4 separate regions of the Homo sapiens genome follow, and regions 1, 3 and 4 are each linked to region 2. A link is a contact called in ENCODE Hi-C or POLR2A ChIA-PET data. All regions are on one chromosome and are shown on one strand. Each heading gives the region's core, a stretch centred on a gene start or an enhancer-like site at or near the end of the contact. The rest is flanking DNA. Distances are from core to core; before and after follow the strand shown.

The links. A loop is a pair of places that touch in the nucleus more often than their neighbours do. ChIA-PET counts read pairs that join two places held with the same protein, here RNA polymerase II (POLR2A). Pooled maps may share reads with other maps.
Region 1: a loop to region 2 is called in a map of CD8-positive, alpha-beta T cell, with 12 times the contacts of the local background. The contact joins the promoter of SMAD2 here to the promoter of MBD2 in region 2. A Hi-C loop is called at or near these places in 2 of 168 maps with a recorded cell type or tissue (CD8-positive, alpha-beta T cell and naive thymus-derived CD4-positive, alpha-beta T cell) and 5 of 50 pooled maps.
Region 3: a loop to region 2 is called in a pooled map, with 4 times the contacts of the local background. The contact joins the promoter of SMAD7 here to the promoter of MBD2 in region 2. A Hi-C loop is called at or near these places in 2 of 50 pooled maps. POLR2A ChIA-PET finds 5 or more read pairs at or near these places in 2 of 52 experiments (CD8-positive, alpha-beta memory T cell and MCF 10A).
Region 4: a pooled map shows a loop between it and region 2 (10-fold over the local background). The contact joins the promoter of PMAIP1 here to the promoter of MBD2 in region 2. A Hi-C loop is called at or near these places in 8 of 50 pooled maps.

The regions. Positions count from the first base shown.
Region 1 is chr18:47,925,083-47,932,571 of GRCh38, reverse strand. SMAD2 (SMAD family member 2) reads left to right here and starts at 1,913. Exons shown (of 11, transcript NM_005901.6): 1 at 1,913-2,211. LOC124904297 (a long non-coding RNA gene) reads left to right here. Exons shown (of 2, transcript XR_007066360.1): 2 at 1-384. RefSeq lists silencers at 995-1,924, 1,955-2,484.
Region 2 is chr18:54,220,204-54,227,092 of GRCh38, reverse strand. MBD2 (methyl-CpG binding domain protein 2) reads left to right here and starts at 2,424. Exons shown (of 7, transcript NM_003927.5): 1 at 2,424-3,075. The coding sequence starts at 2,534. It overlaps SNORA37 (small nucleolar RNA, H/ACA box 37), which reads left to right and starts at 4,681; the gene lies at 4,681-4,809. RefSeq lists enhancers at 500-1,040, 1,041-1,583 and a silencer at 2,334-2,723.
Region 3 is chr18:48,946,302-48,953,679 of GRCh38, reverse strand. It overlaps SMAD7 (SMAD family member 7), which reads left to right and starts at 2,715. Exons shown (of 4, transcript NM_005904.4): 1 at 2,715-3,868; 2 at 5,243-5,296. The coding sequence starts at 3,256. RefSeq lists silencers at 632-971, 1,542-2,241, 3,458-3,777, 4,818-5,017 and an enhancer at 4,884-5,385.
Region 4 is chr18:59,894,264-59,901,504 of GRCh38, reverse strand. It overlaps PMAIP1 (phorbol-12-myristate-13-acetate-induced protein 1), which reads right to left and starts at 1,509. Exons shown (of 2, transcript NM_021127.3): 1 at 1,270-1,509. The coding sequence starts at 1,327. RefSeq lists silencers at 1,143-1,352, 1,503-1,912 and an enhancer at 1,669-2,420.

The DNA.
Region 1 (7,489 bases), core at 664-3,163, 6.3 Mb after region 2:
GGTGAGTTCCATTTGCCAAAGATTACAGATCTGGAACAGAGTCGTACTCAAAGCTACAACGTGCCTGACTCCTGGGTTTATGCTCTTCATCGCAACCTTCCCGTGAGAAAAGTTCCTCTATGTGTGAGGACAGAGACGGTGGAAAGGACAGAGATTTTGAAAGGACATCTGGAAAACTTGTATGACTCAGGGGATGGCCACATCTCTCTTAAGGTCCATCTGAAGGCACCCTCCTCTGGGACACGTTCATTTCTCAGAAGAAAGCGTATACTTCAAAAACTCTTACTGTTTGGAGTGCTCATTTGGTACTTCCTGATTACCGATTTGTATTGCTAGTGCTTCTTTCCCGCTTATTTGAAGTCCCCAATTAAATCTATAAACTAAGCCACACATGAGAATGAATTACTGGACAGGCAGCCAAAAAAAAACTGTGTTCTAGTCTTGTCTCTGGCACCTGTGTGAAACCTAAGTTTCTTTTCAACTTTAGTTCTACGGTACTCCCTGCCTGTGTCACAGTGGGTGCATAGTAAACACCTGATGTGATTAGTTGGGCTCAATATTTTGTCAGCAGAGGCTTGGGTGTTCCTAAGGGTAACCGCAACAAGGTTTTCCCTGGGTGCAGTTATGTTCTGGGCAGCCGTAAGTTTAGGGCCTTGCTGCCTCCTGTAGGGCAGATGTGCAAGTTGGGGCCTAATCGTCGCAACAGTGGAGAAAAGGGGAAGGGAAGATATCCCAGCCATTAAGGGACATCGTGACAGATGTTTCTTTTAGACTTCACAAAGACCCTTCGGGACATGGATTATTGATATCATTTTTACTGAAGACGGAACCAAAATTTAGGTTAAACACTTATACCTGGCATCCCCTACCCGGGCCCTAAGTGCTCTCCAAAGACCCCACCTCTGGGCTTATTTACATCGCGAACCCGCCCTCGTTCAGCAACACGAGGGCCCCGCCCGCTCATTTGCATAGGGCGCGCCCAGTCACGGGCCGGGTCCTCGGGCTTCTCCCGAACCCCTTTTCTCTCTCAGGCGCGTCCTCCGCGCTGCGCGGGGCCTCCCCGTGGGATGAGCACGTGTCCGCTGCCGGCCTCACGACGGACGGTGGACGAGGCGGCAGGCCCCTACAGGCCCCACCCACGACGCTGGCGAGGGATCGGGCGGTCACCGGGAATCGTCTTAATGCGCGGCAAGGCGCGGGCCTCTCCCTCTCCGCCCGTGAGCCCCGGTGGGAGCGCGCCGGCGCCCAACTCAAGCGAAACCGCGGGCGTCCCGCCCCGCCCGGCCGCGCCCCGCCTCGCCTCACGCTAGACTGGGGAGGCGGGACCAATCAGCGAGCGACGTCTCCCTTCCGATTCGAGGCCCCCGATGCGCGGCTCACACCCCGAGCTTCCCTCGTGCTGATTGGCTGCGGGCGCCGCCGGTCCGGCCGGGAGGCGGGGCGGGCCGTAGGCAAAGGGAGGTGGGGAGGCGGTGGCCGGCGACTCCCCGCGCCCCGCTCGCCCCCCGGCCCTTCCCGCGGTGCTCGGCCTCGTTCCTTTCCTCCTCCGCTCCCTCCGTCTTCCATACCCGCCCCGCGCGGCTTTCGGCCGGCGTGCCTCGCGCCCTAACGGGCGGCTGGAGGCGCCAATCAGCGGGCGGCAGGGTGCCAGCCCCGGGGCTGCGCCGGCGAATCGGCGGGGCCCGCGGCCCAGGGTGGCAGGCGGGTCTACCCGCGCGGCCGCGGCGGCGGAGAAGCAGCTCGCCAGCCAGCAGCCCGCCAGCCGCCGGGAGGTGGGTGCGTGGCGCCGCGGCGGCCGGCGGCCGAGGGCGGAGGGCGGAAGCGGAGGTGGGCTGGCGGGGGAGGGCGCGGCCGTGCGGGCGGCCGGTAGGGCTGCGGGCGCGCGCCTGAGGGGAGGAGGGGCAGCGCGGGCGCGCGCGTCCTCACCCCCTCCTTCCCCGCGGGCGGCGGCCAGGCTCCCTCCCCTCCCCTTCCCTCTCCTCCCCTCCCCTCCCCTCTCTTCCCCTACCCTCCCGCGCGCCCGGGCCGCCGGCCGGGCCCGGGCCTGGGGGCGGGGCGGGAAGACGGCGGCCGGGAGTGTTTTCAGTTCCGCCTCCAATCGCCCATTCCCCTCTTCCCCTCCCAGCCCCCTCCATCCCATCGGAAGAGGAAGGAACAAAAGGTCCCGGACCCCCCGGATCTGACGGGGCGGGACCTGGCGCCACCTTGCAGGTAAAGCCTGGGCGCCCGCGGGCCTCCAGCTAGGGAAGTGTTTGCGTGCGTCCGCGGCCGGGGCGATGGGCCGTGTCACATGGCCGCTGCGGGTGGGGGCTGGGGTGTGGTGAGTTCGGGGGCTGTGGGTGCGCCGGCCCGGGCGTGCGGGTTCGGGGCCGGAGAGCCGGGAAGGGACGGGGCTCGGTTGCACTGCGCTGCCGCCCAGGCTGACGGGGGCGGGGGCTGCCTGCGTCCCTTCCCCTCGCTGCTCTCACACTCCATAGTTTGTGGTTCTGATTTTTAAAGCCGAAGGGCCAGAGCTCTTGTTTCAGGAGTTGTGGGGAAGCCTTGTTAGGGACGCGTAATACTTTGCCTCCACTTTTTTTTTTTGGTCTCGTAACCTTTGTTAACAGTGGTAGTCTCGGGTTTTCCATGGCTTGTGTGTACTCACAAACACGCACACAGCTGATAACTCTGTGATCATCCTTCACTCACTTGTGAAAGTTGTTCTGCGGGTGGAGCCTATTAGTTTTTATCACACGCCTTTGGAAAGCCCTCGAAGTGATTTCTCGTATTTCAAACTTGGTTTTTAAAATTGCAACTTACTTTGTTCTCTTGGAGGGGGATATTGTCTTTGGGTCAGGTACTTTTGTCTTTTACTTATCCTTAAAATGTCCTTTTGATCCTAAACAGAAAAAGAATGCCTGGGTTGGTTTTGTTATTCCTTTCTCTTGACCCTTTAAAAGCAAAATACCACCAGTGTGTTGTCAACCATACCTTTAAAAAAGAAATTTCCAGGTAAAACGAATTTGCAAGCAGCATTTTCCATCAAAGTCATGTCTTGTTTGTTGCAATTTGGACTATCTTAAATTTGGGTTTGTGAAACTTTTAAAACGACATGTGTAAAATAATTGTTAATAAATAAATAACTTGGAATAATTACATCTTTTTAGAAATGGTCTTTGAAATGTGATTTAATTTCCAAAATTCTTTTTCTCTCTTCTGACTTCATATGAATTGAACCTGATAGTTTCGTATGAATGAATCGCTGATAGGATGTTTTCCTTGAGCCTAGTAATAAATTTGCTCTTATTATGCTGAAAATTTGCTATTCTACTTTAACACCCTTTAAAAAGTTTCCATCTTACAGAGAAGTTAGTCAAATAGTTAAATGGAGTTTCAACAGTTTTAATACATGAATTAGTGAAGCAGATGAAGCAGAGATGGGAGAAGTAATTTAAAATGGGCTTCATAAATGTACCATAGTTTGAGGGTATTTAAAAAATTTGCCTTCGGAAAACCCATACAAGATATTTAAAGAATTTCCTCTGCCAGAAGGTCATTTAGCAAACGTTTATATTAAATTCAAAAGTAATACTTTTATTTTTAAAGTTCCTTAGCCGTTGCCGTAAACTTAGCTGTCGTAGTAAATATAAATAGTTCACATCTTTCGGCATTTCTAAAGAGTGTGCCCACTTTTACTATAAATATTAAACTCTGCTGGATTTAATTGAGTTCAAGGCTGTTCACTGGCCAGGTTTAATTAATGTAATGTGATTGGAAACGTTCATTTTGGGGTTTTAGTAAGAAATTGCTCTTAGAGCTTGGTTTTTATACTTAGCCACACCTTCTAAAGTGCGGCCACAAGCATTGTAGGTGTTCAACAAAAGTTTGGGTTTTCAAGGTTGTAACCTACGTTTACTTAGTCATAAGTGGTCATGTCTCTACACAGTCTGTAAGTTTCATGAAATAATAGTCTTTTAAGAAACTGTGCAGGGTAATTTCCTGTTGTTTGTGTCTTATCAGGCTTGGTATGTGTTTTAACTCTTGTGTAGGAATATTGGGGATGGTTTTGGTATTTCAACAGAACTTTAGTAGGAACAAAGGTTGTTTCTATTCTACTTCAAGATGGCCAGAGGTTGTTGTCCCCTTTTCATTTTCACATTGTAAATATTAGAATCATGTTGCTATAATCTTTACTTCACATTTGGGGGAATATATGTCAATGGAAAAACTCGGTTTAGCTGTGTAAACCGCTGGCCAAAGACCTATTGAATTTTTACATTTTGCAAATACTGTCAGTTTTAAAAGTCTTTCCTTGTTCTTGTTTGGTTTTGATTCTGTTGGTTTTGTGCTTTAGGGCTCCAAAAACCTCGTTTTGTAGCAGCTTTTTTATACAGGTGTTTTTGTAATGCATATAAAAGCTGTATTTAGTGCAGTCTGGCAGATGGAGATTTATTCATATTCTTAGGACAAAGAGTCATTTTTAGAGGGTAGAGGGGGGCATGTCTTTTAGATTCTTAGTCTTTTGATGGGTGTAGAAGAGCCATTTTTAGGCCCTTAGTTTCTGTGAGAGGTAAGATGTTTTCCCCTAAGTATTCCAAAGGTATGTCAGAAAATGTGAAACGTAAGGAATTCACAACCAGTTAAGAGAGGTTATGAGAGATTATGCATTTATATATTTTATTTTATTTTATTTTGAGACGGAGTTCACTCTTGTTGCCCAGGCTGGAGTGCAATGGCACGATCTCGGCTCACCGCAACCTCCGCCTCCTGGGTTCAAGCGCTTCTCCTGCCTCAGCCTCCTGAGTAGCTGGGATTACAGGCATGCGCCACCATGCCTGGCTGATTTTGTATTTTTAGTAGAGACGGGGTTTCACCATGTTGGTCAGGCTGGTCTCGAACTCCCGACCTCAGGTGATCCGCCCACCTCGGCCTCCCAAAGTGCTGGGATTACAGGCGTGAGTCACCGCGCCTGGCCGATGCATTTATTTTCAACAAATACATTTATTCATTTATTCAACAAACAGCTTTTTCTGTGTGTCAGGCTCTGGACTAGGCAATAAAGTCTCTTAACAGCAAACAAGTACACCCCTGTTCCTTAATGGAGTTAGAAAAGTGGAAACTCATGTCCCTTGCCCTATTCTCCAGTGTTTAGAGTAAGACAGTTGTTAGTGTACAAATCAAGGGCACATGCATTACTGAGCCATTCCTAAAGTGAGCTTGCCTTGCTTCCTGTAACATGTAGCAGATAGCACTAGGGAAGATGTGAAGTGTTACTCAGTGTCACTGGGAACAATCTGTGTATTTTGGGGGGACCTTGGCACCAGTTTTGCACAGTCTATACAAACTGAAGATACGGCCAGTCTTTCAGAAACATGTTTATTGCTGAACAGATGTACACTTGTAGAGCTAAGCTTCATCTGACCTTAATTTGATCACTTATTGCCCTTTAATTACAGAAGCTGGTTAAGGAAAGAAAGCAGAGTTGAATAACTCAGTGAAAGGATCGGGAATAGTGTAAAAAGTTAGTTAAACCGAGACCCAGGATTGGACAGCAGTCTCATGTAGTGGAAAGGCCTTGGGTTTTGGAATCAGAGAGCCCTAGCCTAATATTTTGTTTCTCAGTTACAATACTGGGCAATTTACTACCAACCCCAGGCCCTTGGTTTTCTGACACAAAATGGAAGTACTAACCCCTTCCTCTTATTCAGTGATCACAATTCAAGTACCTAGAACATTGCCTGAGATATAAGGGTCCTCCCAAATGATTTCTTCCTCTCTTGTAGTTGTGGGTTTGTTACTTGGGCTCTTTCTAATCCAAATGATTTGCCTACACTGTTATTATGGACCTATTGTAAAATGTATTTGAGAAGCAGACAATGAACAACAAAGGCCTGGGATAGCCAAATTGTCCCAGTCCATAGCTTAAAGCTTAGGAGAGCCTTGGAGACCCTTAATAAGAATGTGTTGGCATTTATTTAAAGTGTTTCTAACAAGCAAAGTTATCTGGCTTCTAAACCTGCACTAGATTAGAAACAAGTAGATTATGGGTACTGTGGGAGGCTTAGAGGGGGTGTGGTGGGGGCTGGGGAGTAGGATGTTAGCCTAGTGTCTCTTGTCAGAAAAAACAGATAACAGCTCGGTGAGGATAATAGAGATAATCTACAAGACACAAAAATAGTCAAAGCCTGACTAGCATGTCTGGGGCCATTGAGTGCAGGACCAGACCTGAAAGCATAGTAATGAATGTTCATCAATTAGCCTAAATCATGTTTGGGAAAATCTTTTTAAGAGTGCAATAATCTACGTAATATACTTTAGATTGTCACTCAGGATGATTAAGAAATGTTCTTAAAGGGGTTGAAGATTGTGCTATAGCTTATGGCTTATTTCATGAAAGATCACAGTAGCTGTTATGACCAAGATGTTTTTCATTTGTTTTGCCATTCAGACAGCCATTCAGATTCCAAGCTGAAAGGGTAGCCAGCAGTAAAGAAAGGCTGTTTCAGTGTGGTAGCACCCTATGTCACCCCTTTCTTTGGTGTAAGTAATTTTTTTGTCAGTCTGCAGGAGTATCATATAAATTTTCACTTGTGCTTTGACAGTAGTGTATGCTTTTCACTGTGTTTTGAGATAGAGTATGCTCGAGATTTCTAGGATAAAGCAAGAGTGGATAGTTGGCCAGTCTCTCTGTTGAGGGTTTCTTGACTCTTGTCATGTGACTTCTGCCCAGTATTAGCACTGATAATTTTTTTGATCCCCTTTCTTGTAACCTTACCTCAGGGTTACTTCTTAAACCATCTACACCATCAGATAATTATTGGTGACCTTGTAATATGTAGCCTTGGCTGTTTTTAAGAATCAGGTTTTTTTTTAGCAGTAGTACAAAAGTACTAGCCTTTTTGGTTTAAAAATGCATAGTTAGAGGCTTATTGCTTGTCATTGATCAATTTTGATCATTTTTTCAGGTTGGTGTAATTGTGATGTATTCAGTTAGGACATAATTCAATGTTGATTCTAGATTTACATCTCAAAGATAGCTCGCAGCTTCAGTTCAGCAATTTCATGTAGGGAGAATATAATTTTTCCAAGCCAGGTGGATTTAGACACTGCCTTTAGTTTGGTCAGATAGCCAGAAATATTAGGGCAATTCTGTGTCTTCTGTGCTTGCCTCACATTGTACAGTGTGAGTGGTTCTCCTTGGCTCAGTGGGTTCCTCTTATTTGTAACTGAGGCACATTGATAGGACAGGTGCTTGATGTATCTTTAGGTTTGTAGTCTTAAGAAAATAGAAATTCTGACGTGATTAATTCTTATCAAAGTTTGTGAATTTACTGTGAAATTGTCACTAATTATCCTAGGTAGCCCTGTCATTTTTCAAAATCTGGTTTTACATTGGCCTCAAGGCTGTAGAGTAGTGGAAAGCGAGGATAGACTTTAGTTGCTTCTGTTTAGTACACGTGTCTACCTTAATGTAAAAATTTGCATTTCCTTGAATAATCTACAGTGTCAT
Region 2 (6,889 bases), core at 1,175-3,674:
GTTGCCTTAATTGGAGTATTTTTTTTTCTTTTAGTGGGAGAATAAATAAGAGCATTTATTTTTATTTTATATATATATATATATATATATATATTTTTACTTTGCTCTATGGTATCACAGCAGAAAAGTTCAAGTGTAACCAAAAAGCTTTTGACATGTCTAAATGAGATTTTTCTTAACAGAGGGAACATTAAGCTACATCTTCTGGGATTTAGCAAATGGAATCTGGTAGTAGAAGTTAAAATAATGACCCGAAAATCCTGTGATTTATTTCTTTAAGCATGCTTTTATATCCAATATATCATTTGATCTACAGCCTTATTAGCACAGCATGAAAAGGTAGAATTTTCCAAAAGCATACCTGTTCCCATCTGTTGTCTCAACTACCTGTCTCAATTACCGTTTCTACTGAGATTTTTGCTCATGTTTACCCTTTACTTTCAATTATGTGTGAAAATCAGAGTACTCTCTTATGTCATACAAACTTTAATATCATTTTTTTCCTTTATTCCTTCAGTGGAACCTTAAGTATTGGCATTCCTCAAGATTCAGTTCTTGATCCTCTTTCCTTTTATTATTAACCACGCAAGCCCTTCCTTGGAGAGCTTACTTACTTCCAGGGCCTCCTTCAACTGTCACTTTCACAAATGACTTTTTTTTTTTGAGACGGAGTCTCGCTCGGTTGCCAGGCTGGAGTGCAGTAGCGGGATCTCGACTCACTGCAATCTCCGCCTCCCGTGTTCAAGCGATTCTCTTGCCTCAGCCTCCCGAGTAGCTGGGATTACAGGCGCACGCCAGCACGCCCAGCTAATTTTTGTATTTTAATAGAGATGGGGTTTGACCATGTTGGCCAGAATGGTCTCTATCTCTAGACCTCGTGATCCGCCGGCCTCGGCCTCCCAAAGTGCTGGGATTACAGAAGTAAGCCACCGCGCCCGGCCACAAATGACTTCTTTTTTTTTTTTTGAGACAGAGTCTCGCTCTGTCTGCCAGGCTGGAGTGCAGTGGCGTGATCCAGTTCACTGCAAGCTCCGCCTCCCGGGTTCACGCCATTCTCCTGCCTCAGCCTCCGGAGCAGCTGGGACTACGGGCGCCCGCCACCACGCCCAGCCAATTTTCTGCATTTTTAGTAGAGACGGAGTTTCATCGTGTTAGCCAGGCTGGTCTTGAACTCCTGACCTCAGGTGATCTGCCCGCCTCTGCCTCCCAAAGTGTTGGGATTACAGGCGTGAGCCACCGCGCCCGGCCCACAGATGACTTCTAAATGAATGTCTCCAGTACTGATCTCCTCAGAACTCATTTCTTGATGATTTTTTACATTCACATTTCTAAATTTCTTGTAGGAAACCACAAATTAGTGTCTTTCAACTAAAGGACATTAAAAGAAGACTAAGGTCAGGTTTAGAGACAGACAAGTTTGTGTGTATGAGTTAATGTTTGCATATACTGCAAAGATAAACCAAATTAATTTTAGATTTTTGTTGCTTTATATTAATCAACTTTTTCTATACGTTAAACTTGGTCCTCAGTTTTTAGGGCATATGAGTATAGAAACCCAAGATAGCTTATCATCAGGCTGATAACATGTGCTTTACATTTTTCAATCTTCCAAATATTTCATAATATATTATCTTGAATATCAATAGCACACTTCTATAAGTGTTCGACAACTTATAGAAAATATGCATTTCTAAAATTCAAGTTGGCAGACCGAAAAGAATACCACACAGTTTCCTAAAGGCTTGTGACAGTAAGTTAGGCTGGACTTTCAACATAATGGAATATTTACCAAATAAAAGGCCACTGATTTTTGTATTAGACAAAGACATCTGGAAATTTCTAGATGGATTTAGGGATTCTGGTCATTCTAAGGAGAATCTAGAGGTAAGCCCCATCTGACTCATGGGCATATTCCAAGTTATCATTTCCTTTCCTACATCCTTACAAGGTTCCAGGAGAATCTGTCAATGGCTCTGAAGCCAGGCTCAGGAGGGAACTGGTATTCAGCGAATGGGACACTTTGCTTCATTCCTTCATTATAAGCTCCCCTGCAAGCTTTGTGCAGAGGGGCGGGAAAAGGGGCTATCACCCCCTTAAATGAATAGCCGAGTTGGTATGTAATATAAGATCTATTTTGCTTGTTATTCATTAATTGGGAAGCAAACATAGGTAAAATCACATAATGGTGGAGGTTACCCCGTTTGAAACAAACTAACCACAGTCACTATGACACCCCCAGCTGGTGGCTAGCCCGACCAACCTTCCCAGCTCCGCGCGCCCAGTGGGGGCCGGAAAAGCGCGGGAGGGGGCGTGGCCCCGAGAAGGCGGAGACAAGATGGCCGCCCATAGCGCTTGGAGGACCTAAGAGGCGGTGGCCGGGGCCACGCCCCGGGCAGGAGGGCCGCTCTGTGCGCGCCCGCTCTATGATGCTTGCGCGCGTCCCCCGCGCGCCGCGCTGCGGGCGGGGCGGGTCTCCGGGATTCCAAGGGCTCGGTTACGGAAGAAGCGCAGCGCCGGCTGGGGAGGGGGCTGGATGCGCGCGCACCCGGGGGGAGGCCGCTGCTGCCCGGAGCAGGAGGAGGGGGAGAGTGCGGCGGGCGGCAGCGGCGCTGGCGGCGACTCCGCCATAGAGCAGGGGGGCCAGGGCAGCGCGCTCGCCCCGTCCCCGGTGAGCGGCGTGCGCAGGGAAGGCGCTCGGGGCGGCGGCCGTGGCCGGGGGCGGTGGAAGCAGGCGGGCCGGGGCGGCGGCGTCTGTGGCCGTGGCCGGGGCCGGGGCCGTGGCCGGGGACGGGGACGGGGCCGGGGCCGGGGCCGCGGCCGTCCCCCGAGTGGCGGCAGCGGCCTTGGCGGCGACGGCGGCGGCTGCGGCGGCGGCGGCAGCGGTGGCGGCGGCGCCCCCCGGCGGGAGCCGGTCCCTTTCCCGTCGGGGAGCGCGGGGCCGGGGCCCAGGGGACCCCGGGCCACGGAGAGCGGGAAGAGGATGGATTGCCCGGCCCTCCCCCCCGGATGGAAGAAGGAGGAAGTGATCCGAAAATCTGGGCTAAGTGCTGGCAAGAGCGATGTCTACTACTTCAGGTACCTCCCTGGGGGCGGGGAGGGGGTGGCGGGGTCAGGCCGGGGTCAGGGGTCAAGAGCGGGCCTGGGCAGAGGATGAGCGCTGGGGCCCGGGGGGCATGTGGCAGGGACAGGCTGGTTTGGTGGTGGAAGGTGGCGGAACCCTTGGGTGAGAGTTGACCCCAGTGCGGTGGGAGGCAGTGTCAAAAGGTGAGGGCCCGCAGGAGGGCATCTTATGTGGAAGGCGTCGGGGAAGATGGTTTGCGAAGAAAGGGTTAGCCTGGCAGGGATGGTTAGTCCACTGAAGGGTTAAAAGGAGGTGTAATTCATCGAAACTATAAAACCCAGTCACTGTTGGCTCCTGTCCCAGCCTGTCCCAGATTCATCATCACAAGTGTTAAGCATGCACATGTGGAAGAATGAGCTATCTACAGTAACAAGGTTTCATTTACTTCATCCAAGAAAGTTTTGTATAAAGCAGCTATTTGGAATGCCTGAAGTTTTTTTGGAACTTCTTGGTATTGCAGAATATACTCTTTTGAAACTGACACACTGTACTAAGTTTTTAGACTCCTAGACCAAAATTTGCTCCCCAGGGAACATTTGTCAATGTCTGGAGACATTTTCGGTTCTCACACCTGGGGAGGGTGTGATACTGGCATCTAGTGGGTAGAGGCCAGAGATGCTGCTACATATTCGATAATACAAAGGAAAGCTGCCACAACAAAGAATGATCTGGCCCAAATTGTCACCTGTGCTGAGGTTGAGACATCCTGTTTTAAATGATTCAAGGTTTTTCACCTTAGTGTAATCTTGCAATCCCGTGGTCATGCTGCTGATGTCTTCAGTTTGTGTGACCCAGTAAGCTCAAGAAAGTGCCTATGGCAATTGACATCCGTGGACTTAATACACATTTACTAAATTTTGTAATAAGCCATGCTATTGATAGAAGATAATATAAACTTGTATTCAGTAGTTTGGAGGTACGTGTTTGTGGACTGACTGAAGCATTTTTCAGGGAATGTATATGGGTATTGGAGACAATTGTCATTTAGCTATTGTAATAATGTTATAAAGGATTTCCTGTCCTCTTCAAGTAGCTCTGGGAAAATGTGTCTGTACACATACCATGCTTATGAACTAAAAATACTTTTAACTAGATTGAAAAGGTTAAAGAAATGTACATACACATATATACATACATATGCACACACAAGAATGTGATCACTGCTGGTGCAGCATGTAAATACGAACACATTCCTGATGGTTGCTATATATGGATGAGTAGTTGTAGTAAGTTCACTTCACCTCAACTAAAAAATAAAAGTGATGTTTCATAGAACTTAGTCTTCCACTTGATCTGGACCCTCATCTTGAAACCTCATATGATAAAATGGAGAACTTCTTTTAAACATAAGAAGGTAGTAATCACCTGTGGTCCCAGTTACGGGGCTGGGGCGAGAGAATCTCTTGAGTCCAGGAGTTCGAGGCTGCAATGACCTATGATTGTGCCTGGGCAATAGAGTGAAACCCCATCTCTTTAAAGAAAAAAAAGAAAAAGTGTGATAGTCTTGGTTTGTATTTCCTCATCATTAAATATTTGATTTAATGGTAAGAAAGTTATTGTGAGCACTTTCACAGGTCCTCCCTCAGGCTGTGGGGCCAGGATTTGGTAGCTGGTGCTGAGAGAAAACCTTTGTTGGCATCCTTGCCCTGGGACTGTGCCAGTGGCAGCTGTCATTCAATGGGACAATTTCTTCTGATTAAAAAAAAAGGTTATTGTGGTTAAAAAAAGATTAGTTTTCTCAAGTTCATTAGTTTCATTTAGTGCCGTTCACAATTGTTCGTTTTCTAGTATTCTTTCATTAACAGAGCATTCTGTTTTCTTTCTAAGCAGGCTGTCTGCATAACCTTCTGTGAACTATGTGCTGATGTCTTGTAGGCAATTATATTTGACAAGATTATTCTGTATCTGTGATTGAACTCCTTGAGGAATAGATGACTAGGCTATTCTCAGTAGAACATCTTAAACTTTGAATTTTACTCTGTGGCAGTTCTCCTGGGATATGGTTTGTTTGGTTTTGGGATGATGTTTTTGTTCAGACTGACTTTGGGTATTGCAGAGCTTTTTGTTTGTTGGTTTTCCTTGTAGTTGGAAAAGTTATTTCAAGAAGTCAGATTGTTGTAGTGCTCATTTGGATTTGTGGCCACTTAACATTTTCTTGGATGTTGTGTAAATTTTCTGATGTTAAATTTATTTTATTTTTTTTGAGATGGAGTCTAGCTCTGTCGCCCAGGCTGGAGTGCAGTGGTGCGATCTCGGCTCAGTGCATCCTCCGCCTCTCGGGTTCAAGTGATTCTTCAGCCTCCCAAGTAGCTGGGACTACAGGTGCCTGCCACCATGCCCGGCTAATTTTTGTATTTTTAGTAGAGATGGGGTTTCACCATATTGGCCAGGCTGGTGTCGAACTCCTGACCTTGTGATCCACCTGCCTCGGCCAGTGCTGGGATTACAGGTGTGAGCCACCAGGCCTGGCCATTAAATTTTTAAATACAAACTTAATAATTTTTTTTTTTTTTTGAGACGGAGTCTTGCTCTGTTGCCCAGGCTGGAGTGCAGTGGTGTGATCTTGGCTCACTACAAGCCCTGCCTCCTGGGTTCACGCCATTCTCCTGCCTCAGCCTCCCGAGTAGCTGGGACTACAGGTGCCCACCACCACGCCCAGCTAATTTTTTGTATCTTTTAGTAGAGACAGGGTTTTACCGTGTTAGCCAGGATGGTCTCGATCTCCTGACCTCGTGATCCACCCGCCTTGGCCTCCCAAAGTGCTGGGATTACAGGTGTGAGCCATCGCGCCCGGCCCCGATATGATCAATTTAAAACAAACTTTCTAAACAAATTCATCTTAAGGCAAGTCGTAAGCCACTATAGTGGTAATTGCTCTCTAAAATGAAAGTCTTTTTCTGGGACATTGCAGCATGATTTGCCTTTTACTTGTTTATGTAAAATGGGAAGGACACATTGAACAGATTTGTGCCAAACCTGTTTCATTCAGGGCCAAAAGGAGCATTGTCTGCTGTTTATTAACTGTCTACAGAGGTTCCGTTACTTTGCAGGATTGTTAACAACCAGTCTTGTTTTTCTTCTGAAACGTTACATTCTGAGTCAGTAAGGTGTATGTAGCGTAATATGATAATTGTGATACAGTAGTTAATTTGACTTGTGACTGTAGCTTTCTGTGATGAATGATGGCAGTCACTTATTGTAAAGGAAGACAAATTATTTTTCAGCTTACAGTGTCACTGCTTTACATATTAGTGTCCCCATATTTAAAAATTCCATTAGTTCACCAAACACCCACTATCTGCTAAAAGTGGGTTAAGAGTTAATTCTCCTGTTGGTAATGTGAACACCTGCACCCAATTGTTCACACAGATTCTAATAATACTAACCCTTGAATTAGCCTGCCCCTGGGGAGATTAATTTAAACAAATCTGTGCCTGTTAATGTAGGGTGTGGCAGGCACTTATTAATTGGACTGAAATTAAGCTCATCGAGAAAGCCTCAAATTTTGGTAGTATGTTTTTTGGGTGCTGTTTTGAAACTGCCAAGTTCTAATAGGAAGGCGTGCCCCTAGTTGCCAGTTAACGCAATATAATTATGCCTTCTGTCAGGATTACTGATAGTGTTGTGGTGGTTCATATATTATCATCTAGTGTGTTTGTTTAAAAGGGTGTGGTTTGATTGGATCCATTGGTATATTTTCTGAAAAAGTTTGTTGCCATCATTTGAACAATAACTTTCTAACTTGTCTACTTGACTCCTGTCATTTCT
Region 3 (7,378 bases), core at 1,466-3,965, 5.3 Mb after region 2:
AAGGCCAGGTGCAGTGGCTCACGCCTGTACTCCCAGTACTTTGAGAGGCTGAGGCAGGTAGATCACTTGAGGTCAGGAGTTCCACATCAGCCTGGCCAACATGGTTAAACCGCGTCACTACCAAAAAATACAAAAATTAGCCAGATGTGGTGGCGCGCGCCTGTAGTCCCAGCTACTCCGGAGGCTGAGGTGGGAGAATCGTTTGATCTGGGGAGGCAGAGGCTGCAGTGAGCCGAAATCGAGCCACTGGACTCTAGCCCGGGTGAAGAGTGAGACTCTAAAAAAAAAAAAAAAAAGAAAGAAAGAAAGAAAAAAAGATTCTTTAAAGCCCCCAACGAGTTTCACTGCTGGCCTGATCTCACAATTCTCAATGGCTTTTTAAAAAAATCGTATTTCACTGAATATGAAGTGAGGTTAGATCACCATGCCAACTAGTGGCCTCATCAATACTGATGTGTGTGTATTTAAATCATTACGTTTCTCGGAGCCATCAGCTTTCACGCTGTAAATGCGTTTATGCCCTAGCAATGCCATGCCCGTTTCTATGCAGTAACCCGCCAGCTTGGGTATATGTTTCTTCGGGACCTGGGGTCAAGGAATAAACTCTCTGACTCTAAGCACCTTGAAAGCTACGAGGCCCAGAAACAGGGCCTGCATGCAAATGAATGCCCTAGGCAGGTCTGCTCGCTGGGTAACCTTCCCGCGCCGGGAGGCAGGGTGGCGGGTGGCGGAGGTCTTCCGGGCCCGGGAGGAAACCTGCCCGCGGCGCGCAGGCGAGCCCCCACCCCCGCTCCCCTTCTCCCGCCGGGATGCTGCCCCTCACAGCTCGTCAGCCGGCCAAATGCATTCCAGAGCTGTGCACAAGACACACTTCTCCAGGCAGTCCTAGAAACCGGAGCCCGGAGCTGAGAGGGCGGGAGGGAGCGCGCGGCCGCCGCTGAGGTCATATTCACGCCGCCTCCCCGCCCTCGGCGGCTGTTCCCCTCAGCGCACACTTCCCAGGGCCTCGGTCCAGTCCGGTATAAATGTCTTTTAAACCGAGACAGCGCTCTCCTCCCCTTGCCCTCGGGCGCGGCCAAGGGATCCACCGCCAGGGCCTTTAAAACAAAACCAATGAATGAAGCGCTAGGGCGAGCGCGCGCGAGATGGCCACCGCGAAACCCAGCCGGGTCGAAATCGGGCCACCGACCCGCTCGCTCAGCTCCAAAACTCGCGGCGAAGCCCGCTCGGTGCTCCCTGCTTTTCCAATTTCTCCATGGCTCCGGCCGGGGCTCAATCCATTCTGGGAGCTTCTCTGCCCCCCACCTATCTCTCTCCCCTCCATCGGTACCCCCTCTACAGACCCGGGAGGGGGTGGCGGTGGCGGGGGGTTGGGGGGAGAAATAGCTTTTAGAAACCCGATCTGTTGTTTGCGAAACACAATCGCTTTTTTTTTTTTTTTAAAGCGACAGGGTGTCTAGACGGCCACGTGACGAGGCCGGAGCCGGGCGCGCCACTGCGCAGTGGAACCAGCCGAGCAGAGGGCCGGAGGGGGGGTGCGGGGGGGCGGGGAGGAGGCGGCGCGGCTGCGGCGGCTGGGGGCGGGGGAGGGAAGGGGGAGGAAGGGGGAGGGAAGGGGGCGGGGGCGGGAGGCCTTGCGGGAGGCGGTGAGCCCCGGGCACACTCGCTTGCTGCTCGGCGCACGGAAGATCCTGTCCCCGAGCCGCGCCAGCCGAGCCAGCCGGGCGCCGTGCTCGGTCCGCTCGCCGCGCGGGAGAGAGCTGCCCGAGACAGAGCCAGTCCGTCGGCGCCGAGCCGCCGAGCGCCCGGCCCCTGAGCCCCTGAGTGCGGCGCGGCGAGCCCCTGGCGGCGGCAGAAGGACCGGAGCGCCAGGAGAGGGCGGACCGGGGACAAGGAGGCTCCCGGGCGCGACGAGGAGAGTCTCGGAGGAGGAGGCGCCGAGAGGACACCGGGGCCTCCTGCCGCCGCAGCTGGGTCGAGGCGAGCAGCCCATGCGGGGAGCCTCGGCGGCCAGCCGCGGCCAGGGGAAGGGACATCGGCGGCCCCTGCACTAGCAAGCAGCTTGTGCCCGGGGGGGGCGAGAACGCGCGACCCGTCTGGGGCCCTCCGCCGCCGCCGCGCCACCCTCCCCCGCGCTGTCAGCCCCGCCGGGCTCAGCCGCCGCCGCAGCATCTTCTGCCCCTGCGCCCGCGCCAGCCTCGAGGAAGTCCCCGCCGAGGACCTGGGCCCCCAGGAGCGCAGGGGGAAAGACCAGAGACTCCCCTAAACCACCCAGATGCGCAGGATTGAAGCGGTCTAGCCAAAGCTTTCTGTGGATTAAAAAAATACACGATTTTTTTTTTTTTTTTTGGCAGAAGAAAAGGAGAGGAAGACCAGCGGGGCTTTGCAAGGAAACGGGGGGATGTAACTCGTGGATACATTTTTCCACCCATCAAACATCTTGTTATACTTTGTAAACATTTTCTTTTTTTAAACCCCAGTTCCAGCCGGACGCCCCCAGACCTCTGAGGTTCGAGGAGGTGGTGGTTTTCATTTGGGGCTTTGCATATTTGGTTGTTAGGTTTTGCGAGAGCCTTCTTATTTTGCCAGACGTCTCATGCGGGGTGAAGTCCACTCGGCCCCCTCCCCTGAGTCTTCGTGTGCGCGGAATTCGAGGAGATCCGGTTACTAAGGATATAGAGGAAAAAAATAAATCGCTTGCTTTTTTTTTTTTAATTGCCTGCTTCTCCCCACCCCCAAATTAAGTTGCTTAGCAAGGGGGAAAGAGGCTTTTTCCTTCTTCCAACAGCCCAGCCGAACGCCTTTCGTTTTTTGCCCCCGCGGACCTTCCATGTAGGAAGCCGAGGCTGGCGAGCCCGACATTCGGGAGCCACTGCGGGGGGGCCTCTTTTTGGGGAGGCGCCGACGGGGGCAGGCTCGGCCGTCCCCAGGGAAGCGGCGGCCGGGTTCCTCCGGGGCGCGCCGGGGCCGGAGAGCCGCGCAGGGCGCGGGCCGCGCGGGGTGGGGCAGCCGGAGCGCAGGCCCCCGATCCCCGGCGGGCGCCCCCGGGCCCCCGCGCGCGCCCCGGCCTCCGGGAGACTGGCGCATGCCACGGAGCGCCCCTCGGGCCGCCGCCGCTCCTGCCCGGGCCCCTGCTGCTGCTGCTGTCGCCTGCGCCTGCTGCCCCAACTCGGCGCCCGACTTCTTCATGGTGTGCGGAGGTCATGTTCGCTCCTTAGCAGGCAAACGACTTTTCTCCTCGCCTCCTCGCCCCGCATGTTCAGGACCAAACGATCTGCGCTCGTCCGGCGTCTCTGGAGGAGCCGTGCGCCCGGCGGCGAGGACGAGGAGGAGGGCGCAGGGGGAGGTGGAGGAGGAGGCGAGCTGCGGGGAGAAGGGGCGACGGACAGCCGAGCGCATGGGGCCGGTGGCGGCGGCCCGGGCAGGGCTGGATGCTGCCTGGGCAAGGCGGTGCGAGGTGCCAAAGGTCACCACCATCCCCACCCGCCAGCCGCGGGCGCCGGCGCGGCCGGGGGCGCCGAGGCGGATCTGAAGGCGCTCACGCACTCGGTGCTCAAGAAACTGAAGGAGCGGCAGCTGGAGCTGCTGCTCCAGGCCGTGGAGTCCCGCGGCGGGACGCGCACCGCGTGCCTCCTGCTGCCCGGCCGCCTGGACTGCAGGCTGGGCCCGGGGGCGCCCGCCGGCGCGCAGCCTGCGCAGCCGCCCTCGTCCTACTCGCTCCCCCTCCTGCTGTGCAAAGTGTTCAGGTGGCCGGATCTCAGGCATTCCTCGGAAGTCAAGAGGCTGTGTTGCTGTGAATCTTACGGGAAGATCAACCCCGAGCTGGTGTGCTGCAACCCCCATCACCTTAGCCGACTCTGCGAACTAGGTGAGAAGTTGTCCCCCTACCCCCAACATTTTCCGGAGCGCCAGTGCTGGAAGAAAAGCCCCTAGGGCAGTGCGTTTGTGCAGCCATCCCTCCAGGGGGAGTGTGCATACCCTCCTGGGAGAGTGTGCATACCCTCCTGGGAGAGTGTGCATACCCTCCTGGGAAGAGACTGGGGGCTGAAAGTAGAGAAGGGACAAGGGGAAACTCAAAGGGCATTCCCTGGGGGTTCCCTTCCAGGTTTTCTCCTGTGTTGCCCCGAAGGGGTCTACGGGCACTGCTCCTGCAGTCTGCGGTTAAAAATTAGACGCCTTCATTTCCGGATCAACAAGGGGGTGCAGAGGGAGGTGGGGGGGTCACGCCTCCCCGCACCCGGAAAGACGTTGAGGTGTGTGGCCGAGTTGGATTTGGTCCAGGCCCGCCAAGGAAGGCTGGGAGAGGCGTGCTATAAAGGCTGGAAGGTCTCCGTATTTACTCCTTTAGTAAATACGGAGAATCACGTCGAACACCAGTGGCCCAGATACTGTCGTGGCCGCGCACCTTTGGAGTTTTGGGGCAAAGAGAGTTGGATGGAAGGCCGAACTGGGTATCTGTCTCCTTTCAACTCTGCCAGCCCCAGGGTGCAGAGGAACAAACAGGCAGGAGAAGTTGGGTGTCCCCTACTTTTTCCTTCCTTCCGCACAGATAAGTCTGTAGATTAGTGGGGCCCCGGCGCCTCAGTGACGTTGTCGCCTCTTACTGCGCTGGGGCCTGGGCTTCTCGGCTGAGACCCTGAAACTCCTTTCCTTTTATCCTCTCAGCTTTCTCCATTCCTTCCTTTACTCTACGTCTCTGTACACAGAGTGTGATGTGAGGGTTCACCCCGGGCGCCCGCAGATCCCCCACGTTCCCCAGCACGCTTGGGATGCATCTCCCGAGTGCGCTAGGAATGGGCAGCCCCGTGTCCCCCGCGCGAGTGCCGAGCGGACCGGCGGGGGCAGAGGTGAATTGCACGCCTGGGGGGCGGGCCGGGGCGGGGAGCCGAGGTTGCTGGGAGCTGGGTCTGGAGTCCGAGGACGGGGAGGGGGCATGGTCGCCCCCCGCCCTGTGAACTGTGAAGTGCGCGGCTCCGGCCGAGCCGGTGGTTTCCAGCCGGGCCAGCCGAGCGCGGCGGCTGCGGCCGCAGACGTGGAGGAGCGGAGCGCCGAGGCTGGCGCCAGGCGGCCTCTTTTGTTTATCTGACAGCTAAATATCAAGGCAATCACCGCCTCGCGGCCCTGCCTCCAACCCCCACAGCTAAGACAAACAGTTGGGCTAAAAGAATGCCTCTGTTATCATAAGTTTCTATCTCTCTTCTCATGGCTGGGCCTTTATTTTCTCTTGCTTTTTTAATTTCAGAGTCTCCCCCCCCTCCTTACTCCAGATACCCGATGGATTTTCTCAAACCAACTGGTGAGTAGATGATTTTTAAAATATCCTGCTTATCTTAAGTTAGAAATAGAGCCTCTAGAACGTGGCTTTTTGTGTGTAGGCAAAGGCTTGGGGAGGTGCTGGGCTTCACGTTGGTTCTAGGTTTCCTCTGTTGGAAGTTTGGTGAATTTTTCTGTTGTGGCTGGGTTTTTTGCTGTTTTTGCAAAGACGTTCCCTTGATATGCTTTACATTTTGTTCCTTTTTCATGTATTTGTGCTGTGTAGCCGGTGGGCTCAGCTTTAACACGTGGAAGCTTTAGTCCAGAGAGAAGTGTCTTGGGAACCAAATAGGACTGGTTGATGGGGATAACTCGGAGACTTAGTGAGTGCCAGGAGCATCAGTGGGAATAATGGAAAGGGTGATTCGATAGATGGGAAGACGGTTTAAAAAGGTGCAAAGAAGACTTTGGTCTGGAGTAGACACTAGAACTTTTCAGAAGTATAGGCAACAGCCAGTAAAAGGGGGGGGGGGGTAGGTTCCTCCTGCTCCAGTCACCTGCAAGTCAGTCCTCTCCCGGGGTTTTCTCAGTATTCGCCATAGGGACTATCAAAGTTTGAAGCATAGCTCTGCCTGTCTGCTGCTTTGTCACTGGCTGGCATGAAGCCATGGCAGAAGCCCATTTGAGACTGGCACCAGCCCTGTTGTGGTTGTCTGCATTCAACTTCTGGCCGGCAGCAGCACAGGGGTCCATCCTCTGGACATCACAGTGCTGGGGACAGGGTCAGCAAAATGAACTTGGGGGTGACAACAAGGACAAACCCAAATTCCTGGAGCTCCCTCTTACAGTAGGAGATAGATCTGTTTGCTAAAAGTACAGGTTGTATGTAACCTTGGTTTTTGTGCCTGTATACTGGTGCCTGAAAAAAACATTAATACTTGGGACATTTTTATTTTGCCAAGGTTCTGGGAGAAGGAAAAGTGAAGGGTTGGGCACCATTTAGCTCCTGGAATTCTGCAAGTCCTTCCGCCTCCTGCGTTTTGGCTGTTGGGCCTTTCCCCCCACTAATTAAAAGTTTTGCTGGGGCGTTGTCATAAATTAAATACTTTAATGAACGTGTAACCGAAGCCCATACTCTGCAGCCAGTCCTCCTGGGACTCTACCAGCTCCCTCAAGTTGGGAAGGCGTTCCTGCTTGCCTGGTGCCGGTCTAATAAGTGGCCCGCAAAGCATGTGATATTTTGCTTTCGATTTACAAAACACCAGATAAATGGTTATTAATAAGGAGATACCCAGCTCTCTGTATTTGTAACAAACGTTAACTGGAATTACCAAGCTCTGTTTTCCTAAAGACTGTAACTTGACTGGGTTTTGGCTTAAAGAATCAAGAATTCTTTTATGAAGTTCATTTTCCAAGGGGCCACCTCTGACCTGTTTTTTTTGTCCTTCCATATTCTTCAAATTTGGAGGTTTTCCTTAAAAGAGAGAGAACAGTGACCTTAGCCCCAGGGATAAAGACCAGCAGGGGTAAATGTTCCCAGAAACCTCCAAAAACCATAGAAAAGAAAGGCCATGTTCCCTTGGGTTTCCTGCAGAGACACTGGGATAAATCTGTTCTCAGGATTTAAGCAGTCATTCTGCCAGGCCAGGGCCTCATTTTCGGTGAGTGGAGTGATATATTTATTCATTAGCAAGTGTTGACATTAGGTAGCAAAATGTGTGTAAACAGAGAAGCCACAAAGACAGGAATGTGCCATTTCCAAGGGGGAGAAAAGTTCTCCAGATCAGCCAATAGGAAGTGATTAACCTGCCAATCGGAAACTAAGACAGCTGGTTACTCACCCAAAACGTTTTGTTGAAAATAGAACAAAAAAAGAAATGAGAAAAGGCGCTGCTGTGTAAGAATTTAGCATCAGTAATAGACAAAGCCCCCACGAAGGGAATTGTCCTGCCACATTGGAGGACAGCCAGGTCTGGAGCTGGAGCACACCCCCCCCGCCCCCCTCACAGGTCTGGGGCTGGTTTTGCCAGCTGCTGTGGCCGGGGGCATTGAGGTCAGACCACAGATGGGCGCTGACCCAGGTCTTCATCCCCATTTTGCGTATGGGAGAATGTTTGGCCCGGGA
Region 4 (7,241 bases), core at 260-2,759, 5.7 Mb before region 2:
TAAATCCCTTAAGGTGTTATTCTTTATGGGCTACAAGATCAAATATGTTGGGAAGTATTTACATAGACATGTTGTCTACAGAGATTGAGATATATTAATATACAGTTCTAAAAGAAAAACCAAATACCATTCAGCGTCCGACACTGGAAGCCCTGAATTCTAAGTGGAAAAGTTATCCCTTTCACCAAAAATGTAGAAAACAAGGCAGAAAATACTTCCCGGTCATTTCCTTAATTTTTTAAAAATTGCATTACACACCTATAAATGTATTAGTATCAATCAAATCAAGTTTAAGAGGGACTTTGTGCTGCTTCCTGTTCTTGGGAATTAAGTCGGACCAGAAAGTGCTATGCATAAGTAAGATCCTTCAGAAAGAAACAAGGTCAGAATCCTAAGACATCACAAAAGGTAGACAAAGCTTTTTCCATCCCACACAAGCGCCAGAGACAGCAGCCTGTTACCAACTTAGGCATGGTCACATTTGCAATGCACCACTTCCTTCGCACGCCCCAGGAGCTCTATAAAATGAAAGTAACTTAAAAGGTGGGGGGGGCGTATAATCGTCTGATGCAACAGCAGTATGGCCCACACAGACTTCGGGCTCTGGGCAGTGACTGGGTTCTCTGTTTAGATTTAGAAAAAGCATGGGGCCGGGGCGCTGGCCTGAAAACTTACGATGGAGCTGTATGTATCGGGGTGGGGAGTGCGAATGAATGAATGAAAAAAAGGAGCGGACTAACTCCTATTCTCCTATCCCCACCTCCCACAATATCGATTATTTAAATGTTACAAGATTTTCTAGGCTCCTGAACACAGGGGCCCTTGTGGGGCCGTCTCTGGAAGCGCTGGGAGTCCAGGCGGTCCCCGGGGCTCTCTCCTGCCCCTTCTGCCGCGACAATGACTTTCTCCTAGAGACAGCCGCCTACACTTGCACTTGTTCCTCGTGGCCCCGGGGAAGGGCAAGTGGCGAGGAGGAAAGAGAGGAGGAAAGGAGCTTTTTGCCCCTGGTGAAACGCAGCTGCATCCCAATCGCAAATCCGGCTTGGTCCCTCGCCGTACCCGCCGTACCCGCCGGTCCTGGGGAAAAACCCCGAAGAACTTTCTGGAGGCGCCCCTAAGGCTCGCGCCAGGGCACAGACCTGGCCCGACCTTGACCCCCGTGCAGTCTGTGCTTGAGCCCCGGCGAGCTGAGCCCGCCCCAGCCGAGACCTCGACCCCGGCCCCGACCCCGCCCGGCCTGGGTCTTCGCTGGCCCCAGCGGGTCGGTACCTGCTGGAGCCCGCGCGGGGCTCGGTTGAGCGTTCTTGCGCGCCTTCTTCCCAGGCATCTCCGCCGGTGCCGCCGCCCACTCAGCTACAGAGCCCGGGAACCTCAGCCTCCAACTGGAGCACCTCGGACAGCTGCAGGACGCGAGCTGAACACGAACAGTCCTGCAGGCAGGGATGCTGGGATCGGGTGTCCGGACGCGCGGAGATGCCAACTACACACGGTGAGTGCCCGGGAAACTCTGAGATCCCCGCGCCAGAGACCACGCTTTTGTCCAGTGAGAACTTCCCTGGTGACGTAGGGAAACTAGACGCCCGGCCCGCCCCTGTCCCCGCCCCTGTCCCCGCCCCGCAGACGGCGTTATGGGAGCGGACGCGGGACGCGGGCGGGGAAGTACCCCGCTGAGCGCGACCTGCCCGGACACGCTCCCGACCCGCGGCGGCGCCGACCCGCGGCGGGGGGCGCAGAGCGCTCGGCCCCGAAATTACTTCCTTACAAAACGAGGTGGGAGGAGAAGGGGGTCGGCTTTGACCATCTGCAAACGCTGGACGTCGTCAGCGGCAGTGGTGGCGGGAGCTGGGAGTGGCGGGAGCTGGGAGTGGCGGGAGGGGAAGGGTTTAACCAGGAGGAACGTTGTGGGTGGGGAGAGACCAGAGGCCTTGGCAATTAGAGACTTGGGTAAACAAGCCCAGAAAAGAGATTGGAAAAGGAAACTTTTCGAACTTGAAGAGTATGGGCAGTAACAGGGAAGGGAAATGAGAAGAACCTTAATCACCGCAGAGGAGATGCCAGAGGCCCTGTGAGAAAGCTCCGGGTCCCAGGAAGTCACTGCAAACAGAAGCCCTGGTGCCAGCCAGAAAGAACATCGTGTTTGAGTTGGGAAGGGATTTGTGTGTGTCCTTCCAGATAGGTCGATATCGCCCATTGTGGATGTTTAGCAAAAACGAGTGGATCGTTATCATATGGAAAACGTTCAAATCTTTTGTGGGAGGGCTGAGCTACCTGGGAACGTGAAATTATTTGCATAATGTTTGGCGAGGCCATGAGTAATTCTACTATTATGAAGAGGAGTAATTAGGAGTGGTTAACGGTTACTGAGAGCCGCTTCATGCTAAGGACTTTGACATGCATTTTCTCATTCCGTCCTCAGAACAACCGTTGCTACTTTACGGGTGCAGAAACTGAGGTTTGTAGAAAATTGCCCAAGTTCACTTAGGCAGAGAGCACTGCCCTGATTCCGAACCAGGCAGGCCCACAGAGAGCAAGAGCTCTTACCCACTGTAGCCTTCCCAGCAATCAGTTTCTTAGAAAATGTGTGTTTTCGCCGAACGCGGTGGCTCACGCCTGTAATCCCAGCTCTTTGGGAGGCCGAGGCGGGTGGTTCGTTTGAGGCCAGGAGTTCGAGACCAGCCTTGCCAATATGGTGAAACCCCGTCTCTACTGAAATACAAAAGATTAGCCGGCCTTGGTGGTGCACGCCTGTCGTCCCAGTTGCTTGGGCGGCTGAGGCACGAGAATCGCTTGAACCTGGGAGGCGGAGGTTGCAGTGAGCCGAGATCGCGCCACTGCATTCCAGCCTGGGTGACGGAATAAGACTCTGTCTCAAAAAAGAAAAAGAAAAAAAAAGCGTGTTTTCATATTAGCTGTGCTGTTTAATGAAAAGATTGCAAATTCGTTGCATGGGCTCCCTAGAAGTGCTTAGTTTGGTTTACAGTATTGGCCTTCAAAATGTATTGTAAAAATTTGAATTGATTACCAACATTTTAAACATTGAGGGATTGCATGAAAAACCCAGATTCCAGCATCTCTTGGAAAACCAGAATCTCTGACAACGTGGGATCCATTTTCCAAAAGTGCAAACTAGGTTTGAAGTGTGGTCGAAGCCACACCCTTTAGAGGAACCTAGGGTGCTCCTGTTCACCACACTCCCCGCTGTTTGCTTTTCCCATTTACATTATCTGGCCTCAGTAGGCATTTGAGGTTGTTTATTTATCTTAAATCATTCAGTCAACACAAACCAGCAAGTATTTATTTATGGCTTGGTCCTGCTGAAGGTATGGACAACAATATAAGCATGGAACAAAACTGCTCTTGAGTTTAAACAACATAGTTTCGAGGCTGATGTTGGCTGTTTTTGAATGGGGTATATACAAACGAGTAAAAGTGGACAGAATTTAGGAATCATCACAAGACGCAGGAAGCACACTGGAGATGCTGCCTTGAAATCTATTATCCCCAAGTGGTAATTCAAAACCACTCCAGGCTCATTTTGACTTACCTAATACATAAGGAACACCGTTAACTTTTTGGTTGCATAAATTATTAAATTTCTGTCGTTCAAATACGCACCCTGAAATGCAGAGAATATACTCAACAACCACCAAAAAAAAAAAAAAAAAGTGAATCACAACATTGTTTACCTATAAAAGGTATGTTAATCCCATCCTCTAACATTTTCATTAGAAAAGAATTGGTCATGTGACTCACACTGGCTACAAACCTTAGGCAACTCTGTTTTTTAGGGAATTGCAAATTCAGCTTGCAAGGAGGAAAAGAGCGGAAAGAAGTCGGGCGAGGTGGGTTTTGGACATGGGTCAGATTCAGCTGGTTTATAGAGGACTTTTAAAGATTTAGGATTTGAGATGGTCCATAAACTCTTTGGCAGATCTAACATTCTCTAAAGAGAATTGGCCAGGCATAGTGGCTCACGCCTGTAATCTCAGCACTGTGGGAGGTGGAGGCTGGGGGATCGCTTGAGTCCAGGAGTTGATGACCAACCTGGGTAACATGGTGAAACCCTGTCTCTGCAGATAATACAAGTATAAGCTGTAGTGTCAGCTACTCAGGAGGCTGAGGTGGGAGGATTGCTTGAGCCAAGGAGGAGGAGGTTGCAGTGAGCTATGATCGAGCCACTCCACTCTAGCTTGAGCGACAAAGGGAGAACCCTGTCTCAAAAAAAAAAAAAAAAGCTAGAAGCAGAGTGAATAGCTTCTTTTAACTGTATATCCTCTGGAAAAGGGAGGTATCATTTAATGTTGGGCTTGCAACAAATATAAACATGGAGATATTTGACCAAACGAAATAATTAATAAAAATGTATCATGAAGCGTTAGAATTCCCTACTATTTTTTTTTAAGTAGGACTGGTGAAAATGACATTTTAAAAAACTATTAGATAATCCTTTCTCGTGAAACAAGTTCAAAAATGACAGTGCACATCTGATCATTTCGATGTCAGTGTTTAAAAAAAGAAAAATGTATACGTATCTATATATATATATGAACCACAATGACAAAACAAAATAAGCATGATTAGTAATAGAATAGTCATTCATATATTTCTTGCAGAAAATAGGATTTGACAGTTAAACAAGAGGACATGAGATATAAATGAGGCATATGTAGAGTCAGCCTGGGATAAAATATACAGGCTGTAGATCGATTGTGTTTGTTCTAATAAAAGTGTTTGTTGTTGTTGTTTTCCTGTATAGCATGTTTGTTAACAGGAAATTAGCCAGAGTATTTGATGGATTATATCTCTCACGCCTGTAATCCCAGCGCTTTGGGAAGCCGAGGCAGGCAGATCACTTGAGGTCAGGAGTCTGCCAGCCTGGCCAATGTGGCAAAACCCCATCTCTACTAAAAATACAAAAATTAGCCGGGCGTGGTGGTGCATGCCTGTAATCCTGTAATCCCAGCTACTCAGGAGGCTGGACTGAGACAGGAGAATCGCTTGAACCCAGGCGGAGGTTGCAGTGAGCCGAGATGGCGCCACTGCACTCCAGCCTGGGCAACAGAGTGAGACTCTGTCTCAAAAAAAAAAAAAAAATCTCTCTTTAAGACAGACACTGAGGCCAGGCACAGTGTGGCTCACGCTTGTAATCCCAGCACTTTGGGAGGCCGAGGTGGGTGGATCACCTGAGGTCAGGAGTTCGAGACCAGCCTGACCAACATGGTGAAAACCCATCTCTACTAAAAATACAAAATTAGCTGGGCGTGGTGGCACATGCCTGTTATCCCAGCTACTCAGGAGGCTGAGGCAGGAGAACTGTTTGAACACGGGAGGTGGAGGTTGCAGTGAGCCGAGATTACACCATTGCACTCCAGCCTAGGCAACAAGAGCAAAACTCATCTCAAAAAAAAAAAAAAAAAAAAAACAGGCCGGGCGCGGTGGCTCACGTCTGTAATCCCAGCACTTTCAGAGGCCAAGGCGGGCAGATCATGAGGTCAGGAGATCGAGACCATCCTGGCTAACACGGTGAAACCCCGTCTCTACTAAAAATACAAAAAATTATCCGGGCATGGTGGCGGGTGCCTGTAGTCCCAGCTACTCAGGAGGCTGAGGCAGGAGAATGGCGTGAACCCGGGAGGCGGAGCTTGCAGTGACCTGAGATCGCGCCACTGCACTCCAGCCTGGGCGACAGAGCGAGACTCCGTCTCAAAAAAAAACAAAAAAAAAAGACAGACATTGAGCTAGGCCAAGGGAAGGCAATGCTCCCTGCCCCTATGCAATCTTTGGTGGAGAGACCAGTAACTCAGAAATTTCATGTGCATAAGAATCACTTGAGTATCTTCTTAAAATGTGCATCTGATTCTGGAGCTCTGCTTGGACCTGAGATTCTGCATCTTTCGTGAACTGTCACGATGTTGATGCTTCTGCTCTGTGGACAACTTTGAGTAGCAAGGCCAGAGGGTGATATAGAGAGTAACCCAGCAGGTGCAATAAGATGTGTGTCAGTCCTGAGCCAGGGAAATTAGAGCAGATTACAGGGCTGCCTGGGAGAGCAATCAGTAGGAAAGGGCATCAACATAGGGACCTGAGGCTCGAATAGAAGTCGGCCAAGCAATCACACCAACCAAAGGGAAGAAGGACATTCTCGGCAGAGACTGACAGCAGTGTGAGGTCAGGAGTGGTGAGAAGTGATGGGGAGAAAAGCCACTGGAGGAGTTTGGATATTATCGTGGGGGCAATAGGGAATTACAGAAGGTTTTTAGCAGGTAGTTGATGTAATAAAACTCTAGAAAGTCACTCTGACTGCAGTGTGAGTAGATTAACCAAGCTAAGACCCAAGACAGTGTGACTTGTAAAAATATTGTGGTAATTCTAGTATAAAATGGCAGTGTCAGCAAAGACAGTCACTGTTTCAACCTATCTTATTAAAACTCCCATATTTCCTGACTAGGGTAGAACCACATTGTGGTAGAACATGTCTTGATTTTTTGTTTCAGCATCATTATAATTGACATTTTATCCTATGCTAGCTTCCTAGGGCTGCTGTAACAAAGTACCACAGACTGGGTGGTTTAAAACAATAGAAATGTATTCTCTCAGGCCAGGCACGGTGGCTCGTGCCTATGATCCCAGCACTTTGGGGGGCCGAGGTGGGCAGATCACTTAAAATCAGGAGTTCGAAACCAGCCTGACCAACATGGTGAAACCCTGTCTCTACTGAAAATACAAAAATTAGCCAGGCGGTGGTGCACGCCTGTAGTCCCGGCTACTTGGGAGGCTGAGGTAGGAGAATCACTTGAACCCAGGAGGCAGATGTTGCAGTGAGCCGAGATCAGGTTGCAGTGAGCCAAGATCATGCCACTGCACTCCAGAAGTCCAAAATCAAGGTGCCTTCAGGGCATGCTCTTTCTGAAGCCTCCAGGGGAGAATCCTTCCCTCCCTCTCCTAGCTTCTGGTGGGTGCCTGCAGTCCCGGCATTTCTTTTCTTTTCTTTTTTTTTAGATGGAGTCTCGCTCTGTCACCCAGGCTGGAGTGCAGTGGCACTATCTCGGCTCACTGCAACCTCTGCCTCCTGGGTTCAAGCGATTCTCCTGCCTCAGCCTCCTGAGTAGCTGGGATTACAGGTACCTGCCACTACACCTGGCTAATTCTTATATTTTTAGTAGAGGTGGGGTTTCACCATTTTGGCCAGGCTGGTCTCGAACTCCTGACCTCAGGAGATCCCCCCTACCTCGACCTCCCAA